Linked DNA regions of Mus musculus: region 2 is linked to region 1. Evidence: chromatin loops called from intact Hi-C (ENCODE). Cell type or tissue: left cerebral cortex. All regions are shown on one strand.

Region 1 (8,000 bases):
AGTGGGAGTGGGTGGGTTGGTGAGCAGGGAGGGGGGAGGTGATAGGCAGTTTTCGGAGGGGAAACTAAGAAAGGGAATAACATTTGAAATGTAAATAAAGAAAATATCAAATGAAAAACAGAATTTATACTCTGAAATTTTATCTCTCACATAGGATATCTGACTTACCCCTGTAAACATCCCATGAATATTATAATGTAGCTTGTATTTGTAGCTATGACTTTAGTCACGCTAGGAAAAGATGTTTATTCTTTTTCTTTTATAACATTAAGCATAGAACAGAGAGATCTTTAGTCAGTTATCTTGGACACTTGTATCCTTCTATCTTCAAAAGATTGAACCATTTCTAAATAACTGCTTTCAAAGAAAGACCTGTAGCTTTAAACTTCTTTATGTTTACTTTTTTCTTCAAGGAATAATCATCCAAAGTGTTCACTGCAGTCAAGTTATGGAATTTCAAGATCTCTCCCCTGTGCTGGTGGTTAGTCACGTGAACTCTAAGTCAGTTCCTGCTTCCTCCCCACATACTTTTTCATAGACATTATTTTATGTAGTGACAGTGTTCTGTTTACTGCAGAATTTTCCCTATAACTACAATGATAAATGAGAAGTCAAGTATTCTAATATTAAAATCCCTTGTATTAAACTGGGACAATAAATTGACTCAAGCATTTTGGAATGTCATACCAAACTCTCCAGACTCTGACTTTCAGTAGCTTTATCGATTTCATTGATAATTTAAATAAAACATATTTGGGCATATTTCTAGAACAGTTTCACATTCTTGGGATCTTAGAAGGATGCTGGAAGGTCAAATATCTTAATGATTGGACTTTGTTGGGCTACAATTACAAATTTTGTTGGGCTTAAATTTTGATTCTTGAAGTAGATTTATATGAACCATATATTCTTTCATAGTTACAAGATTATTTTATGAGACCTCTTAAAATACATACTTATATATATATTCCATAACATATTCAAAAACTTGTGTATGAATTTAATTATATTTATATTTGTGTATAATAAAACCCTTTTATCAAAAGGCTCCTGATTATCTCTTAGAACCACTGAATGGACAGTATGTTTTTTAAAAAGTTCCCTTTATATTATTTTGCTTCAAAGTACAAGATTTTATTTAGTAAATTACTTAGGAGATACATATTTTTCTTCAGAATGTTAGAGTTATCAGAGAAATTTGTACTGACATTAATTTAACTGACACTCTCAGTACATAACCTAGAAAGAGATTTGGAAAAATTTGTTATCCTTTGAATAGCATGTTTACCTGTCTGTGACTTTCATGGTTGTTATGTGTGCATCTAAAGAGAGCTTAACACACAGTTCCGAAGTTGTTTGTTATTAGGCTCAACAATTTTTAAGCTCTTATATATAGAAAGCAAATCACAAAGCTTCACAAGGTGCAAATCCCTGATGCACTAACTGCCCTCGTTTTACATGTGGTACATAGCTGGCATCATCGGAGCTAATAGAAGAATCTAATGCAAAAGTCTCAAATATGTCCCTGTTGCTTTATTCTTAAGATAGGAATGTTCACTTCTTCGAGACTCTGATTATTTGAGTTGCATAAAGATCAGCATGTCATAAGCATTTAAAATTCTTTTCTCTTAAAATGAATCGTGTCATTCTTCACATTTTCATTGTGGTTCCTTGTGCTCCAAATTTCTATCAGGTCGATATTCTTAAGAATTTATCTTTAGGGGATTTAAGAGTGGATAGTGTTTGAAGGGCAAATATCTGGACAAGGATATTATTCCATGTTTAAAATAATGTCTTATCACACTTTGCAAAGATAATGGGGAGGTATTATGATTCACAGACTCTCAATCCTCCTCAAAAGAGGAGTAAATTAGAAGTTCCTTAAAAGACTTTAAAATAGGCCATATTAAATTTCTATTAATGTGAGAGTGACTGGGAGCACTCACATTATGATATAAAATATTACCCACTGTGCAAAGTATATTTCTCTGGAAATATTGAAGGTTCTAATGCATACTTAATGTATTTATATGCATTTTATCTTACCCATATGGGTATAGAAATATTAAAAATAAGTAATCTCTGTAATGTTAGGAAATTATTATGCTATATAAATAATATATATATATATAAATTATATATGTGATTATATATATAAATAATCACAAGGACACAAGGAAAGGGAAACAATGTCCAAAAAGAGAAAATGAGGAGGAAGAAGAGAGGTCAAAGGAGAAAGAGAGGCAGACAGAGATGGGGAGATGAGGCAAGAGAGAAAGAGAGGGACGCTGAGAAACATAGAGATTGTCTTCATTGTTAATGTTATTCATCAATTCCCAGGACCTTAATAATTTGTAACTGAAAGCAGGTACGCAATCGCTATATATACCACAGAATTAAAAACTATCTTACAAATATTCTTTCTCAGTTAAAACAGGTTTGAAAATATTTGGTAAGGTTTCAGATTCAGAGACGATTCTATTTGTGATGTGCGAATTCCTGTGTAAGAAAGGAAACTATAGTTCTGCCTCCTGATGAAGGATCTGATATCAACGTCCTCCAAACTGAACAAGAATTCTAGTAGCGATATAAATCTGTACTGTAACTTTTTTTCTTTTTCTTTTTTTTTTTTTCTTTTGGCTATTAATAGTATCCTTTTGCATTGCCAGTTTTCTTTTATCTTTTTTTATTACCTTTTTTTTTTGGTGTTTTGTTTTGTTTTGTTTTGTTTTGTTTTGTTTTGTTTTAAATCCAGTAGTTATCCTACCTGCTCTGCCCTCCCACAGTACCTCATCCCATTCCTCCTCCCCCCTATCTCCAAGAGGATGTCACCACCCCTCCAAGACTCTGTCAGACCTCCCAGTACCTGAGGCCTCAAGTCTTTTTCAAGGATTAGGCACATCTTCTCCCACTAAGCCCAGACCAGTCCTCTGCTTTACATGTGTCAGGGGGCCTTGAAACAGTTTTTGGATGCTACCTGGTTGGTGGCTCACTATCTGAGATATCTCAGGGGTCCAGGTTAGTTTAGACTTCTGGTCTGATGAAAATTGGGTCGCCCTCCTCCTCAACTTCATCCAGCCTTTTCCTAATTCAACCAGTATTGTGACACTTTTTTAAAATGAGGTTTTATTTTTCACATATGATAGCAAAGCTATACATACATGAGTCCAGATTGTGATACCTCACACCAAGAAATAAGCCTGACATTAATATTTTGGACAAGATGATGGAAACTCATTTGAGTCTCTGATTTATCAGTCACTTTAAGTAGAATTAAACCCTACTCAACATGAGATTCATCGTGCTTTGAATTTGGGACTTTGTTTTGTTTATCATGGACAAAAAAAGCTGCTAACTCAAAAAAAAAAAAAGATTGAAGCCTATATTATCCAGAATATCTCCACATACAGCCATTGGATTCTAAGCAACTTTATAGTAAGATTTAGAACACTATATGATTATGAATAGGAAAATACTGGGATGAAAGACTATCAAGAAACATCCCTAATCTAAATTCATTTGAAAGTCAAGGACATTATGAAAAAAAAATTGTTTAGTGTAGAAGATCCAGGAGGTGGCACTCTTGTACTATCCTTCTGTTATGAAAACTTAGCATTTCTGATATTAGATTTTACCCTCCTTTTCTCTACATACACACACACACACACACACACACACACACACACACACACACACACACACACACACACAAATACACACATGCACACTCAGAAAAACACACAAAAATGTTGTTTGATGTATGTACATGAGCACATATAATTAAGTGTGCCATACACATAGCAACATTATATCCTCCAAAATAACTCACTAACTTAATATCTTGGGAGAATATGGAATTATTTCATTCAGTATTATTTGAAACATTTTCATCAGAAAACACATGGTGGATTCCTTGAGAAATTAGTGCATAAAAAAAATCATGTTTCACCGATGACTCAATACACATTTAAAGAAAAATAATTTTCTTACAGTGAATTCACATTCAAATAGAAAGAAAATGTCATTCCTTTGCACCTGTCACTCGATGGCTTTGATTATCTTGGTGATAGAGATTGAAAATCCCAGCATAGAATCTAAGAATATAGAAAGGGCATTATAATGTTCAAATTCACTGTTTATTCAAATGTGCAACAACACATGCAATACAGTACAGTTTTATATCAGAATAAAGCAAAAGGATTATGCTCTTTAATTATGGCATTAATATCCAGATAATTGAATCTTAGTTAACGAAGTAGAGTTAAGAAATGGTATTCCTGCATTACAAACCCACAGGACTGGCAAAGAATCCAAACAGAAAATAGAGCAGAAAAGTAAATCATCTGAAAAGGGAGGATTTTAGAAATAAACAGCAATAGGATTTCACATAGTTTAAAAATATAAATGCAATTTGAGTAGCTATCCTGCAGATGTGGAAAAGCACTTTAACAAAACAAAATCTAATTTCTCCTCATTACACTACATATTTCACTCATTTCAAAGTAATTTCTGTATCGTTTTCTCTTTAGGTGCATGAGGTAACAGGACGCTAACTGTGAAACACCAAGCTTTAATGTAAAAACAAGTCTAAAGTCTGCTCTTGCCTGCACCATACTAGGGAGGTGACCTTGAGTCAGTTGCTTAACCTGTCTAGAAACTGGCAGGCTCCTGAGGCAATGAGGGCACTGCCACTTGGATTACAGTCCTTGTGACAGTTGTTGTCTTTCTTCAAGTTTTGTGTTCAAGGCAGGTTTATAACGCTAAGAAGGGAACTTTAAATCATTTTCTGTTCTTGCTTTCATAATGCCTTTGTAATTCTGGTTACAAAAAAATTATTTTTCTAAATGTCTCATGTTTTCTTCCATTTTTTAATTCATTCTTCTCTCCTACAATGCATCTCATCCACAGCTCCCCCTCTCCTCTTCCCAGCCTGGATCCACCTTCCCTCTCTCCCAGATTCACTGCTCTTCTGTTTCTCTTAAGAAAATAGCAGGGCCCCCCAGTGGTATCAAACAAACTTGGTATAAAAAATGCACTAAGAGTTGGCACAAACCATCCTATAAAGGCTTGATAAAACACCCCAGTTAGAGGGAAAAGGTCCCAGAATCAGGAAAAAGAGTCACAGAGACCCACGTTCTCACTGTTAGGAGTTAATCAAACCGACAAAGCTAAAGCATGTATGCAGACAGCCTAGCACAGACCCATGTAGACTCTACAGTTGCAGCTTCATTGTCTGTGAGGTCCTATGAGCCCTGCTTAAGTGGTTCTGTGCATCCTAGTCTGCTGTTCTCTACCACTATGGCTACTACACATATGTAAATATACTCACCAAATGTAAATAGAAGCTTACTTTGTGAAATGCCAGCTTTAACCACAAAGATGAGCATGCTTCCTCTTGTGAAAACAGAAACAAAATCTGGTTAGCATCATGTCATTTTTGTGCTTGCTAAGCTAAGTTTCTGGAGAAGTCTGACATATTTTATATGATTTTTCCCCTCTCAGACATGATTTAAACTTAATTGACAATAAGTTTCATGGCCTGGAGACATTCTAGACACTTTATGGTTGCAGCTGTATGGCTTTAACATATAGATGTTTTGAATACATGTACATAATGTTTTCTGTAACTAAGTATAAGCAAAACAATTTGAAACAATTTGGAACATGAAGTAAATCCTACTAAAGTAGGAAGTAAATATTGGCACTGTTCCAGAAAGGCTATCAGCATTGAATATCCAGTCAAAAAGAATACTGAACAACGCAATAACAATTCAAAAAAAGAAAAGATGGTAGCAATAAAAGGATCATGAGCCATAGGCATTGACAATGAATGAAACACCCTTAAAGTTCACTTCCTCAATTTTTGGTAAGATAAAAAGGATTAAATATAGCATTTTGTTCTGTAACTTTTAAAACTACCATGTAATTTTAAAATTAGATCAAAGTAAATTAAATTGCCTTACTTTGAAGTTTAAAGGCGAATTGAAGCTTTTAGCAACTCTTTTGTGCATAATTGCATGAAAACTATATACATTTCATTAGGACCTTTTTTTTACTCTTACTGCTAAAATTCCTTGGCAAATAAGAACTAAAGAAAACCTTAAAGACTCACTACAATGGAATCTGACACTCCTTTGTTTTTCCTTATGTGCTACTATATATGCTTACATGTATTACTGATAGATATAGAATGTAATATTTTACTTTAAATGACATGGGAATTTGCAATTTATTAGTAAGTCTGAATTAGACTAACTTGAATAAGCAAAGATTCAATACAATAAGATAATACAGTTTCATTAAACTTTGTTAGTTTTTAAATGAAAACCATGGATGTCATACTACAGTCTTTAGATACTGCTCACTCAGCACGACTGAACACGTGTGGACAAAATTCACAGTATTATTACTCTTTCTTTAGTAGCAAATGAACTTTAGACATAACTCGTATTTAAGTTGGGAATACTAAGTTACACAACAAATCACAGCTACCATTTTTAAACTTCTTTTTAGGTTCTCAATTTTCACACAATTTTGTTGTACATATTTAGCTTATTTCATGCTCATATCTTCCTACCTCCCTCTTCTCACGTTTCATTTCATTTGTCTCCTTTGTGTCTTTAGACTGTATTGCTTCAATTCTCATCACACACATTTCTACAGACATGCACGCACATGAACACACAGACACATGCATGCACACATGTGCGTTTACACACACACACACACAAGTACACACTGTAGAACAATTTGCAGCAAAATTTGTACATATAATTATTTTTGAACAATTTCTCATGATATATCTTACACTACAGTTAATTTAAAGAGATTGCTTTGTGTCTTATTTTAAATCTGAACACTGATTATATCATTGATTTTGTATATACTGTGCGCTTATGAATGTGATTTTATATATAAGAGTATGTATTATGCCGAGATTTTTCTCTACAGAAATGGCACTGTTTCCTTTATTTAGTGTGTGGAATAGAAAGTCTTCTTAAGTAGACTGTTCTCTTTTTATATTACTGTTTTCCATACAGAGTCCCACCTCAGAGGTTAGCAAACATTCAAATAATGGGGATGCTTCAAAGTCATCTGTGAAGGGTCCCTGGGACATTGTCGTGTGTGTTTTCTGCAATGCAGTATTTTTAAAAGCCAATGTGCCTTATTCATGAGCCTGTCCATATTCTACTGTAGTAAATGCATACCAGTTTAGTAGTATTGGCTCTTGTCTCCTCTTCCTCAAATCATGCTACAATGATCACACTTACATGTTCCTGTGCTTTTGGGCTTAGGATACTTCCACGGGTGTTGTATTAATTTTGGAAAGCATGGAGTCAATTTATCATACAGAGCTTAAAAAAAAAAAAAAAAAAAAAAAACTGAAGCCAGGCAGTGGTGGCACATGCCTTTAATCCCAGCACTTGGGAGGTGGAAGCAGGCAGATTTTTGAATTTGAGGCCAGCCTGGTCTACAGAGTAAGTTCCAGGACAGCCAAGACTACACAGAGAAACCCTGTCTCAAAAAACTAAAACAAACAAACAAACAAAAAAAAAAACAAAAAAACAAAGAAAGAAAGAAAGAAAGAAAGAAAGAAAGAAAGAAAGAAAGTAAGAAATTGAGCTAATGTTAATGTTGACACACATTTCAGATTAGTAAAACATGACAACTACATTTCCTAGAGAAAGGGTAGCATATTTAGAAAATGGTGCTGAAAAACTGAATGTATGTATGTATGTATGTATGTATGTATGTATGTATGTATGTATCTATCTATCTATCTATCTATCTATCTATCTATCTATCTATCTGAATGGAACTGAATTCATAGGTCTCTCCCTGTATGAAAACCTACTCCAAAGATTTAAAGATCTTGGTTTTAGACATGAAGCTCTGCAATTACTAGTGGATAATGCAGTAAAATACTTCAAGATAAGTGAATGACAGAAGACTTTCCAAGTAGGTATGTGGTTGCTTAAGAAATAAGTCCCACAATTGAC
Region 2 (8,000 bases), 1.9 Mb after region 1:
TTATTTTTTAAATTTATAGCTTTTTATGTGTTAAGAATCTAGAGGAAATTTGCTTGACATCTATAGTATCAAGAAGCATGGAATTTATAAGAAATCCATATTTCAAATATTTTCTAAAAATAGGCATGAATTCTAAGACGTTTCCAAATATATTTAGATGGAATACAATTTCCCCAAAATCAGATGTCCTATTTATATATATGTATATATACACACTATGTATATGTATATGTATAAGTATATGTATATGTATAGTGTATATATACTGAAATCTAGTTATTTAGGACAGACTTAACGTCATGCATTTACTATTTCTTTTTAAAGTATATTCAGAGGCTCCAATTCTCAAACTTTTAAAATAATACAGTATTATTAACTATATTATCCAATGTAGTAACACAACAGAGCAGACAATTATTTCTCCTAACTGTACAATTCTCTTCCTCTCATCAGATTCTTGTTATAACTCTATCTTCTGCCTCTAAAATGTCAGCTTGTTTCAATTACACATGTAAGTGAAGCCAGGAAATGTTTGTCTTTGTATGTGTAGCTTATCTTGCTTAACATATCAGATTGCTGTAATCAAATAGGTCTTAGTCCATTGTATTGCTATAGTATATTACTATATATGTACATATACACCAAGATTATTTTGATAGAGTGCATAAACACAAAATTATTCTCTTGAGTATATTTTCATTATTTTTCATATAAAACATAATTTTAGGAATAAAAGGTTATTTCTTTCTAAGTGTAAGTCTAATAGTATTATAATGATTTTATGCATAGAAATTACTGAAGAAAACTAATTCATAGAAATAAAACTATAGCAACAATACCTTATAGTTTGCAATCTATAATTTTATATATTTTAACTTTCCTTCATACGATACAATGAGGAAGTTTTTAATAGATAATAAGGGTTAAATGATTTATTTTTTTTCCTTGAGACAGGGTTTCTCTGTGTAGCCTTGGCTGTCCTGGAACTCACTTTGTAGACCAGGCTGGCCTCAAACTCAGAAATCTGCCTGCCTTTGCTTCCCAAGTGCTGGGATTAAAGATGTGCGCCACCACGCACGGCAATTTTTATATTTTTTATATTTGCACTCTATGTTTGCGAACTTAATTTCAAATAGAACCGAAAATTTTTCATGATACTCATGCAATTTTATATATATATATATATGTGTGTGTGTGTGTGTGTGTGTGTGTGTGTGTGTGTGTGTGTATGTATGTATATGTACATGTATATATATATATATATACAATTATATATATAATGTATATATGTATATATGCAAATATAAAAAATAACTTGTAGGAATACAAATTTTTTGGCATTTCTTTTTATTTCTTATAACAGTGCCTATAAATGTTTCAAACCAATGTATAGGGGTCTAAAACTTACTAAATTTCCCCGAGATTGTTAAGACTTAAGAATTTTAATTATAAGGTTCTGAAATGATTCAATACTAATGCTCTGAAAAAAGTCTACTGAAAATAGCCAATACTGATTTTCATTTTCATGAGTGTTTATTTAATATGTATGAGGTTGCGGTTTGTACTGAATTGCATCAGGCTTCACGCATAAATATGTATTAAGCAGCTACTATATGTAAGGATACATGTTTATTGAAAATGATTTGCAGTCTAAAGTCATTCATAAAATTCAATTTGTCTGTACCCAGAATGGTTCATCCAGTAAGAACACTTGTGACCAAGCCAAAAGAATTGAGTGTGAAATAATTGTTGTCTTCATTCACCAAGTGTCTACTCTAAATACCTAGGAGCTTAGTCTGGGACATAGAATGGTAACAGTGATACAAGTACTTATTACCATAGACAACCTACTTTCATTCATGACAAAAAATAAATTCCTCTAGCAAAAATGTGATCGTGGTGCCACTCAAAATGTGAGACTGAATGTCTTACATCATTGTTTACAGTGGAAGAAAGGGAGCAAGAAGGAGAATCGGAGGAGTGATATTTTCTGTAATAGAAAGAAACTTACAATACATTATTCCAGCGACAGTCTTGCAAAGGAGGATATGGTTGTTTTCATTTTATTGCAGAGAGAATGTACAGAAATTAAGAACTGCAAGTTTTACTAATCTGTATCCTAGGAACTGTGATGGAAAGTGCTAAAAGTCCTTTGTGATTCTCACTGCTGCGATATTCTGCATTGACCTCTGCATATCATGAGATGTCAGCAAGAAATTTACACTTACAGGGTTTTGTTGGACACATTTGAGTGGTATTTCTTCCTGTTAATAATCTTTAATTGAAAATTTTTGAACAAAACAGTATTTGTACTTGCATCTATCAAGAAGCTAAAATAGAACCCTTTTTAGCTTGTTAATCAAATAATAAAATAATAAAAACCAGCCGAGTCAATATTATGAGTGTTTTTTCATCCCAGAAAGAAAGCAACGATCTTTAGTTTCTCTATACCAGGCTCTATCAGATGATATGAAGAGTAATCAACAGCCAGATATACATAAAATATAAGTGCTTTCTAATCAATTAATCTTATATTCTATACTTTAATGCTATATGCTTGTATTTTAAGCCATTCTTTTATAGAGTCAAATACTAACATAGCAAAAGCAACAACAAAAACGACAAAAACAATGGCAAAAACACACCTAAGACTCAGAGAACATGGAAAAAGAGGCGATAAAGTCTGTACAACTCAGAGGATCTGGAACTTTGCTTTAAGATTGTGTTTCCTAGATGTGTCAGAAGCTACACCTATACTAGACCTATAAAGTTTCACCAACACGACTCTCTAAAAATGAGATGAACTAGAAGTATAGACGTGGAAACCTTTAAAACTCTTGCTTTGTTTCTATAAAACATAGTGCAAAAGAAAAATGAAAATACCCATAGCCTTATCTTTTTAAACATCTAATCAAGTACATATTTAATTAACTTATTAATAACTCAGATTGATTGACACTATTCTTAGATCAAGGCTATACTTATTCATATGGAATAATATGTATAGGAAACACTTTGTTGTTTAATAGAACTGATAGCCATTTCAGAAATCTAAATCAGATAAAAAGCAAAGAACAAGGAATTGGAGAACTTCATCAATGAAACTGGACTTCATATAAATTATTAATAACATTCCTTTCTTAGAGCCATATCAGCTTTGTATGCTAGTTTTCCTTCAACTTCTTGCAGATTTTTAACCTATGGAATTTTTTCTGCCAACTTCTGGGTTTATTTATATCCTCAACACGGAGCATTTTCAGAGGTTTAAATTCCATCGTTTTACAACTCACTCTGTAAAATAGAAGTGTCTTTTATTAGTTCTAAAAAGTGTCTTTTGTGACTTTCTAGGGACAACCTCTTCAAATGTTCTCACATTGCTGAAAATATTCATCTCCATTCTCTCATAATATTTTTGAATTTATGGATTTTGTAGCATCCCTTCTTGACTTTTATTTCTCCAGGTCGAAGAGTTGTAATTTTTTTAATCTATACTTATATGAAGCATTTGTCTCCATAATTCATGCAGCCTCGAGCTTTTGTGATGAGAGAAAAATCTGCTGTTTTTGAAACTTTCAATTCAGTTGGTTGGAAGAAAGAAATGGGGGCAGACACGGAACAGACACCCACCCACTAGCTAAACTCCTCCGGACTGCGTAAGTGGTTTCCTAACCTAGCAGTTATATCACATACCTTTAAAATTACTAGAAAATACAAGTTCTAACAAGTATGCAAGGGCCTAAATATATTATTAGCATACACGGGTTCTTGTAAATTAATTCCTTCAAGAAATACACTGTGAAGGACTGGAGGTATAACTTACAGGAAGAGTACCTGCTGAGTGTGTGCCTGGCCTTGCTATTTGGCTTTTGTTTTTCCCAGTCACAACCTTCTACCCCCAAATATACACACAAATACATACACACACACACACACACACACACACACACACACACACACACACACACACACATCAGTGCACATCTTTCATCCTCTGTAATGTTGTACATACATGGTCATATGAAGATGGCACAAAGGTAGACAGAGACAATGATTATGATGTAGTAGTCCACTCTGCTTGTTTAATGTCCAAAAATGGCTAACTTAAAAATAGCAATTTATGTACTGTGATCATCATACCTGGATACTTTAAATAATAGTGCATCTAAGGCACACACAATAATACTCTGAATGACTGAGTTTCTAATCTAAAATTCTATGTAAATATTTGAAAGGGCCAAAAGTAATTCTATTACATAATCTAAATTTAGAATCCTAAGATATCTAGAACTTGACTTTTGGCTGTGTTGGATATCATTTCATCTATACCTTAGTGATCATTACATCATCTAATGACTTTGTGGCATTTTTATAAAAGTTTTCAATGTAGAATTCCTCACCTTAAGAACCGTTAGTTCTATGAGCCTTTCTTTAATTTATTTATTAGGTATTTTCTTAATTTACATTTCCAATGCTATCCCAAAAGTCCCCCATACCCTCCACCCCCAACTCCCCTACCAACCCACTCCCACTTTGGCCCTGGTGTTCCCCTGTATTGAGGCATATAAAGTTTGCAAGACCAAGGGGCCTCTCTTGCCACTGATGGCCTAATAGTCCATCTTCTGCTACATATGCAGCTAGAGACATGAGCTCTGGGGGTACTGATTAGTTTATATTGTTGTTCCACCTATAGGGTTGCAGACACCTTTAGCTCCTTGGGTACTTTCTCTAGCTCCTCCATTGAGGGCCCTGTGATCCATCCAATAGCTGACTGTGAGCATCCACTTCTGTGTTTGCTAGGCCAAAGCATAGCCTCAGAAGAGACAGCTATATCAGGGTCCTTTCAGCAAAATGTTGCTAGTGTATGCAATGGTGTCAGCATTTGGGGGCTGATTATGGGATGGATCCCCGGGTATGGCAGTCTCCTGATGGTCCTTCCTTTCCTCTCAGCTCCAAACTGTGTCTCTGTAACTCCTTCCATGGGTGTTTTGTTCCCAATTCTAAGAAGAGGCAAAGTATCCACACTTTGGTCTTCGTTCTTGAGTTTCATGTGTTTTGCAAATTGGATCTTGTATCTTGGGTATTCTAAGTCTCTGGGCTAATATCCACTTATCAGTGAGTACATATTGTGTGAGTTCTTTTGTGATTGTGTTACCTCACTCAGGATGATGCTCTCCAGGTCCATCCATTTGCCTAGGAATTTCATAAATTCATTCTTTTTAATAGCTGAGTAGTACTCCATTGTGTAAATGTACCACATTTTCTGTATCCATTCCTCTGTTGAGGGGCATCTGGGTTCTTTCCAGCTTCTGACTATTATAAATAAGGCTGCTATGAACATAGTGGAGCACGTGTTCTTCTTACCAGTTGGAACATCTTCTGGATATATGCCCAGGAGATGTATTGCGGGATACTCCGGTTTTTGTTTTTTGTTTTTTGGGGTTATTTTGTTTGTTTGGCTGTTTGGTTCGGTTTTCGTTGGGAGACTTTTAATGACTGCTTCTATTACTTTAGGGGTTATGGGATTGTTCTGAGTACATATTATACTGTGGTATTAATAAATCTTTGAATTTTGTTTAAAAAACAGGTCTAAATATGTTTCTATATAAGCAAGCCTGAAATGTTAATTATTTTATAGAAGAAAAGAGCAATGTTTCCCATTCTATACTGTGTCTCATTGTCCTAGGATTCTCAATGTTTTGAAATACCATGGTGATGTATTTCAAGTGAAGTATACAATGTAATGGTGATAAACATAAGGACTAAAGAAACATAAATTATTTTATGTATGTGCATAAATTTTACCAACTGTTTAGTTCACAGGTCCCTTTGTTTCATGCATTTGAATTCTCTTAATAGTCTATAGATTTTACTTCTCACGAGTCTCCTCATTATCTAGACACATTATAAATATCAGAAGTTTATTTTCAATGACCAATTAGAAATAGTTTAAGTAAGGAAAGTAAAAACAGTTCTAGACTCAGAAGCAATTTTATGAATCATATTATTTCTAAATCATATTATTCATACCATTTCTATCCATAAATTATATTCAAATTTAATGTTCATTTACTTTAATTCAAATATAAGATTGGTGATAATGTGTAAAGTCTACTTGTTCAGACTTCAAAAATACTATACAGGTAACTCTCTTAGTATTTTGTTTATTTTATTTGACATTGTGTTTTTCATCAAAACATTTTAATGCTTTAGTTTACTTATTCTTCTGCTATGAAGCAAAAACAAAACAAGTGAAATTTTAATAAATTATAAAAGAAAGTTACTAAAGAAGCTTTGGGAACTTTTCATTGATATTTGCTTTTAAACTCTTTCCATGGCTTATATCTTATGCTCTCTTACAGCTCAACAGTAAATAGGTAACTGATATAACTGCGGGTCTTCCAGAAGCATGAAATCAGTTATTATATATTTTCAAAACACTTGCAAAATGTAGGTATCATATATTTGTATTACACCAATACTTTTTCCTCTAAATTCTTAGGATTTATCTGGTTACTCATCTCAATTGTTTTCTCTAAAATACACTATTAGGGTTTGGTATAGAGTTCAATGGTAAACTGATTTACCAAATATTCTCAAGGTCTGAGGTTTAGGCTCCAGTATTGACAAAAAATAAGAAATAAATAATAAAACAAAAGAAATTGACATTTAAGATATTTACTATTGTATCAATGAGATAATTCTATATGGTAACTAGAAGAATATCCAAACAGTGAGTGATTAGAGAATGTATTTTCCTTGCCAACCCACAAATTACCTTCCAAAGTTTTTGGATTGCAGTAACACCAGATCGTTCTATGACTCAATAAATGTCCATAGGTCTATGCCAAGGAACTTCTTTCTGGATACCCAAAACCCATCTTGAGTGATTTTGAAAGAACTCAAGATGTTGGGATGGAGAAATAATTCATTGTTAAAATAATTGCTACTGTTATAGAGGAACTGGCTTTGGTTTCTTTCACCCACACAATAGCTTATAACCATCTAAACTTATCTATGGAATCCAATGTCCTATTCTGCTTTCATAAGCACCAGGTATGCATGAGGTACATATACATGCAGACACAACACTCATTTAATAAGTATACATTATTTTTACATAAAATAATTAATTTTTAATGAAGAAACCAACCTTACAATCTTTCTTCCTCTATGATTTTGGGCAATTGATACTCATTTAAATTTGAATACATATTATTTGTCTCATTTTATAATTGTCATTTTTATAATGGATCTAAAATATGCCTTATCCACACTAGATTAAAGGAACTAAAACTGAATAGAAGTTGGGTGTGGCTTGAGCAATTGTCATCTAGCTGAGGTGTGTATGATATCCCTTGCAGTGTTGGACAGCTCCAGAATTGGAATTCTAAACTGAACAAACTTGGAAAAACTTTTAAGGCAGAGAAATAAAGTTTTGCCTGTCTCTACTTGCCAAAGACACTAAAAATCATTTATTTTTACAAATTTTATTCAAGGCAAGAATAGTTGGATTTTTTCCTTTAAATATACAAAGTATCAGCTATATTTTTTAGGATGATGATGAATACTTCTAAAAATAATATGTTTTTTGAATTGAAATATCTTGCCTTGAAGAAAGCCTAAAGGCAAGAAAGTTTAGACACTTGAAAATCCTAAGTTTTCTAAAGCTAACTTACATCATCAACTGAGACATATGCTCTATTAAACTCTAATTATTTGCAGGCTCTTGTTAAAAGTTAGTCTCCTAAATTTTAGGGACACATTGTTTACTTTATCAGTCAAGAACAAGGATTATAATTAGGTGACTTCCAAACAATAATAGTAGTAAAATTAAGTAACTTACCAATATGGGAAATCTAGAACTAAGGCAGAATATCAATGTGAAAAGATGAAATGTTAGATAATGTATGTCTGTAGATAAAATAAACAGATGCTACCAACTTTTATCATCTTAAACATGATTTCAGTAAGGGACACTATTTTAATAACATGTTTCATAA

What was found. A loop is a pair of places that touch in the nucleus more often than their neighbours do. Peaks named below come from ENCODE experiments on the same cell type or tissue, not always from the same donor. Only the 100,000 strongest peaks of a DNase experiment are listed, where the experiment ranks them.
Region 2: a loop joins it to region 1, with 6 times the contacts of the local background. A loop is called at or near these places in 2 of 42 quality-filtered maps.

What each region holds. Positions count from the first base shown.
Region 1 is chr14:95,773,216-95,781,215 of GRCm38, reverse strand. No RefSeq gene overlaps it. Among named protein-coding and RNA genes, the nearest start is that of Spertl, 100 kb to the left of the region's middle. In left cerebral cortex, a CTCF peak has its summit at 3,545 (motif pointing right); a DNase peak (open chromatin) is centred at 3,582.
Region 2 is chr14:93,914,442-93,922,441 of GRCm38, reverse strand. No RefSeq gene overlaps it. Among named protein-coding and RNA genes, the nearest start is that of Pcdh9, 28 kb to the right of the region's middle. In left cerebral cortex, no CTCF peak of the experiment used is centred here; a DNase peak (open chromatin) is centred at 3,600.